Linked DNA regions of Homo sapiens: all the other regions are linked to region 1. Evidence: read pairs that join two places in POLR2A ChIA-PET (ENCODE). Cell type or tissue: GM12878. All regions are shown on one strand.

Evidence for each region. ChIA-PET counts read pairs that join two places held together with the same protein. Peaks named below come from ENCODE experiments on the same cell type or tissue, not always from the same donor. Only the 100,000 strongest peaks of a DNase experiment are listed, where the experiment ranks them.
Region 2: POLR2A ChIA-PET joins it to region 1 with 7 read pairs; 2 of 35 experiments call an interaction of 5 or more read pairs at or near these places.
Region 3: POLR2A ChIA-PET joins it to region 1 with 6 read pairs; 1 of 35 experiments calls an interaction of 5 or more read pairs at or near these places.

What each region holds. Positions count from the first base shown.
Region 1 is chr16:67,433,813-67,436,312 of GRCh38, reverse strand. HSD11B2 (hydroxysteroid 11-beta dehydrogenase 2) reads right to left here. Exons shown (of 5, transcript NM_000196.4): 2 at 473-685; 3 at 171-356; 4 at 1-64. Among named protein-coding and RNA genes, the nearest start is that of HSD11B2, 3.9 kb to the right of the region's middle. RefSeq lists an enhancer at 326-827. In GM12878, no CTCF peak of the experiment used is centred here; a DNase peak (open chromatin) is centred at 982.
Region 2 is chr16:67,800,564-67,803,063 of GRCh38, reverse strand. All of the region lies in intron 2 of RANBP10 (RAN binding protein 10), which reads left to right. Among named protein-coding and RNA genes, the nearest start is that of RANBP10, 4.7 kb to the left of the region's middle. RefSeq lists an enhancer at 836-915. In GM12878, no CTCF peak of the experiment used is centred here; a DNase peak (open chromatin) is centred at 1,003; H3K4me3 peaks cover 928 bases; H3K27ac peaks cover 2,077 bases.
Region 3 is chr16:67,785,095-67,787,594 of GRCh38, reverse strand. The region is part of intron 2 of RANBP10 (RAN binding protein 10); the gene reads left to right. Among named protein-coding and RNA genes, the nearest start is that of RANBP10, 20 kb to the left of the region's middle. In GM12878, no CTCF peak of the experiment used is centred here; a DNase peak (open chromatin) is centred at 974; H3K27ac peaks cover 967 bases.

The sequences.
Region 1 (2,500 bases):
ATGAGTAGCGCCACGGCCGCTTTGGAGGTTCCATAGGCCCCCAAGCACGGATATGGCATGTCCCCTGCGGATGGATTGGGAGTGGGGCAGCTCAGCTTTGGCAAGGGGCTCCCTAAGCCCTCCCCCACCCCAGGGGGCTCCTTTTTGCTCCAGTGGGGGGGGGCACTCACCCGCTGGGCTCCCCACAGTCACGATGCGGCCCCTTGAGCTGCGCAGCAGGGGCAGGAGGCCCTTGGTCAGCTCGAGCGCGCCAAAGAAATTCACCTCCATGCAGCTACGGAAAGTGGCCACTGGAGACAGCTCCGCATCAGCAACTACTTCATTGTGGCCTGCGTTGTTGACGAGGCCCCACAGGCCTGGGGTCACAGAGCAGAGGAGGGAAGCCTTAGGTCAGCCCAGCAGCAAACTTCCAGTCCCCGTGTCCTTCCCACTCCCCTGCCACGCCCTTGCCTGGTGGACACTTGCCACTGACCGGTGCTGGTGGTGTGGGCCTTGGTGAACTCTAGCACGCGGCTAATGTCTCCTGGTTTGGTCAGGTCCATCTGCAGCAGCCTTAGGCGAGGGGAGCAGCAGGTACGCAGCTCGATGGCACCGGGGCTGTTCAACTCCAATACGGTGGCCAGCACCGTGAAGCCCATGGAGTCCAGTTTCTTGGCCGTCTCCTTGCCAAAACCAGAGTCACAGCCTGGCCAGGCCAGGGCAGTCAGTGAACTTCCACTGTGGCCCAGCCTAGCCTGAGACAACCCCAGAATCACCAGGGTCTGGATGGGATCCAGGCCCCTGCAAACCAAGCCACCAGCAGTCAACAACCCTAACTCCTTCCCTAGGCCCATCCCTGGCAGGCTGTGTCCCTCTAGCTGAGCCCTGGGCAGTAACTCTGTGACAGCTGTCATCTGCCTGACTCCCCGTGGCTACCCCACTAATGTGGCTTACAGAAGAGGAAACTAAGGCCTAGTAATGCTAAGTTGCTTCCCAAATTCACACAGGTCAGGTCTGGGACAGTCCCAGGCCCCAGTGTGGTTCTGCTTTCTTGATTTCAGGCCACAGCTCACAGGCACAGGCACAGTATTAGTAGGAGCCTCCCTTTCTCTTTTTTTTTTTTTTTTTTTTGAGACAGGGTCTCGCTCTGTTGCCCAGGCTGGAGTGCAGTGGCATGATCTTGGCTCACTGCAACCTCCCCTCCTGGGCCCAAGCATTCCTTCCTCCTCGGTCTCCTGAGTAGCTGGGACTACAGGCCTGTGTCACCACGCCTGGCTGGTTTTTTCTTTTTTTTTTTTTTTGTTTGAGACGGAGTCTCACTCTGTTGCCCAGGCTGGAGTGCAGTGGCGTGATCTCAGCTCAGTGCAACCTCTGCCTCCCGGGTTCAAGCGATTCTCCTGCCTCAGCCTCCTGAGTAGCTGAGACTACAGGTGCGCATCACCACAGGCCTGGCTAAGTTTTGTATTTTTAGTAGAGACGGGGTTTCACCATGTTGGTCAGGCTGGTCTCTAACTCTTGACCTCGTGATCTGCCTGCCTCGGCCTCCCAAAGTTCTGGGATTACAGGCGTGAGCCACTGCGCCCAGTCTACCTGGCTGGTTTTTAAATTTTTTTGGAGAGATGGGAGTCTCACTATGTTGCCCAAGCTGGTTTTGAACTCCTGGGCTCAAGTGATCCTCCCACCTTGGCCTCTCAAAGTGCTGGGATTGAAGATACAAGCCACCACATCCGGCTTCTCTTCCTTTCTGACTGCCCAGGCCTCTCCTTCCTTAATCTGGACTCTGAAGCAGCCCCTTCTGTAGTCCTGTCCCTTCCTGCCCTCTTGAAGCCCTTCTCTACCTAAGCAGCCAAAGGGATCTTTCCAAAAATGACAATATCCCTCTGTGCTACAAACCTTCCCAGGGCTGCCACAGTACTCAGAATGAAGCCCAAGCTCCCTGGCTCAGGCCCTGTACAACATGAGCCCCACCTCCCTTCCCAGCCTCAACACCCTCTACTATTTTTTCAGGCTGGAGGCAAGCTGGAGGCCCATCCCCACTTCACCCAGACCCTTGGAATTCCAATCAGTGGCAACAGGGGTGTTTTCTGAGCCCCAGACGACTTGCCTCCAGGACAGGGACCATGATAGATGAAGAAGAGAACAGACCTACATTTGAATCCTTTCCCACACCCACCAAGTGTGACCGAGGTCAGTTACCACTCTTGGAGGCTTAATTTCTGTCTTTGGTATGCGAAGAGAAGAACCACCAGGCAGAGCCAGTGTAGGGGTCCATAGTACTGATAAGCCCCTGCCTCCTTGATTGTTCCCATGCTGATCCTGGCTCCATGGGCAGCCAGTGAGGGAAGGGGAAAGGCCAGTGAGCAGGGAGGCTTTCTGTTCTGCTCCTGCTCCCACCCCTGGCCCTCAACCCCGCCCCCCAACCCCCATCTTCTGGAACAGAAGCTGCAAAGCAGCTCTGTTTCCCTACTCCTGGACCGCTCAGTACGGTCTCCCCATCTCAGCTCCACTCCCTCTACTGAAA
Region 2 (2,500 bases), 370 kb before region 1:
AAATGGTGGTGCTGGAGTCTCATACTGCCACAGAAACTGAAGTGCACTTCTTAAATTTGTAGGGAGGAAAATGGATTGTTTTCTCCTAGTCTTTATCATAGATAACAGCTGAGTTAGTTATCTAGGTAGAGAGCAGAGACCAACTTCAGAAGGGAAGTGTTTACACTTAGAGACCTGGATTCTTTTTTTCTTTTTGTATTTTTTGAGAGATGAGGTCTGGCTATGTTGGAGATCTGGATTCTTTCAACTGGTTTTAACATTTCAGTTTTAGTCGATCTTGCTGTGTCATGTTAGATTGGTGAACTATAGGTGTTGACTGGAAGTCTAAAGAAAGGTGGGCATCTATTCCCAGCATTTTACATGTGGTAAACATGGCTGTTGAGCTGATCTGGAAACATCAGATGTTAATTAATTAATTTATTTATTTGCCACACAGTCTCCTTTATCATCCAGGCTGGAGTGCATTGACTCAATCTCGGCTCATTGCAACCTCTACTTTCTGGGTTCAAGTGATTCTCCTGCCTCAGCCTCCCGAGTAGCTGGGATTACAGGCATACGCCACCACGCCTGGCTAATTTTTGTATTTTTAGTAGAGATGGGGTTTCGCCATGTTGGCCAGGCTGGTTTCGAACTCCTGACCTCAGGTGATTCACCTGCGTCAGTCTCCCAAAGTGCTAAGATTACAGGCATGAGCCATGGTGCCCAGCAAGGAAACATCAGTTTTAGAAAGGTCTCAGGTCATGTATACCTGTGGTATCCTGCTTCAGTTGACCACTGTCAGATGGCAAGAGTATGAATAGCTCCTCATGGTCTCTTTATGGAATCCCTGAAAGCCTTCCCATGGCTGGGATGCAGCCACATGTTAGTATGGGCCAGGTGGGTTTTGAGGAGGCCAAAGGCAGTTACACAGGGCAGGCAGACATCAACTGGCTCATTTCCCTTTTTTTGTAGATTTTTTTTTTTTTTTTTGAGGCAGGGTCTCGCTCTGTTGCTCAGGCTGGAGTGCAATGGCATGATCACAGCTCACCGCCACCTCAACTTCCTGGGCTCAGTCAATCCTCCCACCTCAGCTTCCTGAGTAGCTGGGACTATAGGTGTGTGCCATCATGCTTGGCTCATTTTCTTATTTTTTGTAGAGATGGGGTCTCACAATGTTTCCTAGGCTGGTCTTGAATTCCTGGGCTCAAGTATTTCTTCCACCTCAGCCTTCCAAAGTGCTGGGATTATAGTCATGAGCCACCATGCCCAGCTGATTTTTTTTTTAACTATTTTATAGAGATGGGATCTTGCTGTGTTGTCTAGGCTGGTCTCCAACTCCTAGCCTCAAGTGATCCTCCTGCCTCAAAGTGATCCAAAGTGCTGGGATTGCAGGCAGGAGCCACCATTGTCAGCCTCCCATGGATTTTGGAGGTGTGTTTTTTATCCTGGTTTAGTCCATGACCCAAGCATTAACTGGTTGTCTAGCTTTCCTGTGTTACCTAGTTTGATCCTCACAGCATCTCTGGCAAGTGGCTAGAGCAGGTGATCATCTACCTTCCCATTTTGTGAGTGAGCCCTGAGTCCCTGGGATGTTTGGTGGCCTACCCTGGCTGCAGGGCTTAGGGTGTGCAGTGGAGTAGCCTGACTTATCAGATGTCCTCGCCTGATCCTAGACACACATGTCCATGCTGCTGCTGCCTTTCCCCATTGTAGCTGTTGCATTTCTTCCCTGGGTAGAGTGAAGGAATGTTCTGTTGGATTCCTACCAGATTGCAATGTTAGGGGACAGAGCTGAAAGGTGCATGGTGCTGTGTAGGGCCAGAGAATTGTGGCATGCTCTGGGCCGGGCTTGATCAACTTACTGTTCCATTTAATCTGTAAACTTGCTTTTCTGTAGATTTGAGTACACCTCCTTTGTAAAAGGTATTTATAAACCCAGTTGTTAGTGTCATTGTTCTCCAGAACGTCCTTTGTTTTGACAATATCTTTTGGAGAAGAACACACTAAGCTAGTCTAATAAGGAAAGTTTCATGTCAAGATTTCACAGAATATTTATATATACCTACTATGTTCCAGGCCCTATACTAGGTATAGGGAGAACAGATGTAAAGCCAGCACAGATCAGCTTTGTCCTCAGGAAGCCTGTGGCCCATTCAGTAGAGAGTGGACTGAAAGTCTTTCTGCAAGAGGAGGCAGAGCCTGGGAACAGTTGGGAGGAATGAGTAGGAGTTCCCCAGTAGGCGAGACCTGTTAGACCTATGAGTCTGATGGGTAACTAGCTTGACTTCTGGGTGCTAGGCTTTCTGGGCACTCCTCAAGTATAAGAGAGCTCTGTGGAGTAGGAGGGGCTGTGTTTGAGCTAAGAGCTTGGCACAGACTGATGGGCTTCAACTGCATTTTGCCGAGTCACCAGAGCTGTGAACTCGGGGAGCGGGTCTGGTGGGGTGAGGAGACATCAGAGCACTGCCAGTGGTGCCAGGAGATAAGGGGCATCCAGGTCTGTCTTTCTAGGAAGCGAAGG
Region 3 (2,500 bases), 350 kb before region 1:
AATGCTGCAGCAAACATTGGTGTACATAGTGTTTGAGTTCCTATTTTCAGTTCTTTTGGGTGTTCACCTAAGAATGGTATTGCTGGGTCATATGATAATTTTTATTTAACTTTTTTGGGTAACTACCGAACTTTTCCATAGTGGCTGCACCATTTTACATCCCCACCAGCAGTGTGTGAAGGCTCCAATTTCTTTACATCCTTGCCAACATTTATTTTATTTCTTTCTTCATTTTTTTATTTTTTAAAGCCTTGCTGTCTTGCCTAGTCTGGTCTTGAACTCCTGAGCTCAAGCAATCCTCTTGCTTCAGCCTCTCAAGTAGCTGGAACTTTGATTGATTGATTGATTGATTGATTGAGATAGAGTCTCACTCTGTCACCCAGGCTAGAGTGCACTGGCGCTATCTCAGCTCATTGGAACTTTTGCCTCCCGGGTTCAAGTGATTCTCCCACCTCAGCCTCCTGAGTAGCTGAGATCACAGGCATGTGCCACCACGCCTGGCTAATTTTTGTATTTTTAGTAGAGACAGGGTTTCACCATGTTGGCCAGGTTGGTCTCAAACTCCTGACCTCAAGTAATCTGCCTGCCTTGGCCTCCCAAAGTGCTGGAATTACAGGTGTGAGCCACCATGCCTGGCCTATTTATTCTATTTTTTCGTTGTTGTTTTTGAGATGGAGTCTAGCTCTATCCCCCAGGCTGGAGTGCAATGGCTTGATCTGGGCTCACTTCAACCACCACCTCCCTGGTTCAAGTGATTCTCATGTCTCAGCCTCCTGAGTAGCTGGAATAACAGGTGTGTACCACTACGCCTGGCTGATTTTTGTATTTTTAGTAGAGACAGGTTTCACCAAGTTGGCCAGGCTGTCCTCGAACTCCTGACCTTAACTGATCTGCCCGCCTCGGCCTCCCAAAGTGCTGAAATTTCAGGCGTGAGCCACTGCACTTGACCTGGAACTTTTAAATTATAGCTATTCTAGGTATGAAGTGGTAACTCATTGTGGTTTTGATTTGCATTTCCTAATGACTAGTGATGTTGAGGATCTTGTTATGTGCTTATTGTATGTGGCTATCTGTATAGATTCTTTGGAGAAATGTCTGTTCAAGTCCTTTGCCTGTTTGGGTTGTTTGTCTTTCTGTTGTTGAGTTATAGGAATTCTTTATTTTTGATATTAAACCCTTATCAGATCTATGATTTGCAAATACTTTTTCCTATTCCATTGATTGTCTTTTCACTCTCTTATTTTTTATTTTTATTTTTATTTTTTTCAGATGGATTTTTGCTCTGTCGCACAGGCTGGAGTGCAGTGGTGCAATCTTGGCTCACTGCAGACTTAACCTCCTGGGCTCAAGTGATCCTTCCACCTCAGCATCCCAAGTAGCTGGGACTACAGGTGCATGCCACCATGACTGGCTAAATTTTAAATTTTTTGTAGAGATGGGGTCTTGCCATGTTGCCTAGGCTGGTCTTGAACTCCTGGGCTCAAGCAGTCCTCCTGCCTCCACAGCCTCCCAAAGCACTGGTATTACAGATGTGAGCTACCATGCCTGGCCTCTTGATGATGTCTTTTTTTTTTTTTAATTATTATTATTTTTTTTGAGATGGAGTCTCGCTCTGATCTCCGCTCACTGCAAGCTCCGCCTCCCAAGTTAACGCCATTCTCCTGCCTCAGCCTCCCGAGTAGCTGGGACTACAGGCGCCTGCCACCATGCTCGGCTAATTTTTTGTATTTTTAGTAGAGACGGGGTTTCACCGTTTTAGCCAGGATGGTCTCGATCTCCTGACCTTGTGATCCACCACCTTGGCTTCCCAAAGTGTTGGGATTATAGGCGTGAGCCACTGTGCCTGGCTTTTTTTTTTTTTTTGAGATGGAGTCTCACTCACTCTGTTTCCTAGGCAGGAGTGCAGTGGTGTGATCTCAGCTCACTGCAACCTTTGCCTCCCGGGTTCAAGTGATTCTCCTGCCTCAGCCTCCTGAGTAGCTGGAATTACAGGCATGGACCACCATACCTGGCTAATTTTTGTATTTTTAGTGGAGACGGGGTTTTGCCATGTCGACCAGGCTGGTCTCGAACACCTGACCTCAAGTGGTCCGCCTGCCTCAGCCTCTCAAAGTGCTGGGATTATAGGCATGAGCCCCGATGATGTCTTTTGATGCACAGAAGTTTTAATATTAATTAAGTCCAATTCATGTATTTTTCTTTTTGTTCATCCTTTTTGTATCATCTCTAAATCCATTGTGAAATCAAAGGTCATGAAGATTTACCCTTACGCTTTCTTCTAAGAATTTTATGGTTTTGGCTCTTTCCTTTTTATTTTAGTTTTTCCCTTCCTTCCCTCCCTCCCTTCTTTCTTTCTTTCTTTTTTATTTATTTATTTATTTTTGAGACCGACTCTCGATCTGTCACCCAGGATGGAATGCAGTGGCACGATCTCGGCTCACTGCAACCTCCTCTTCCAGGGTTCCAGTGATTCTCCTGCCTCAGCCTCCCGAGTAGCTAG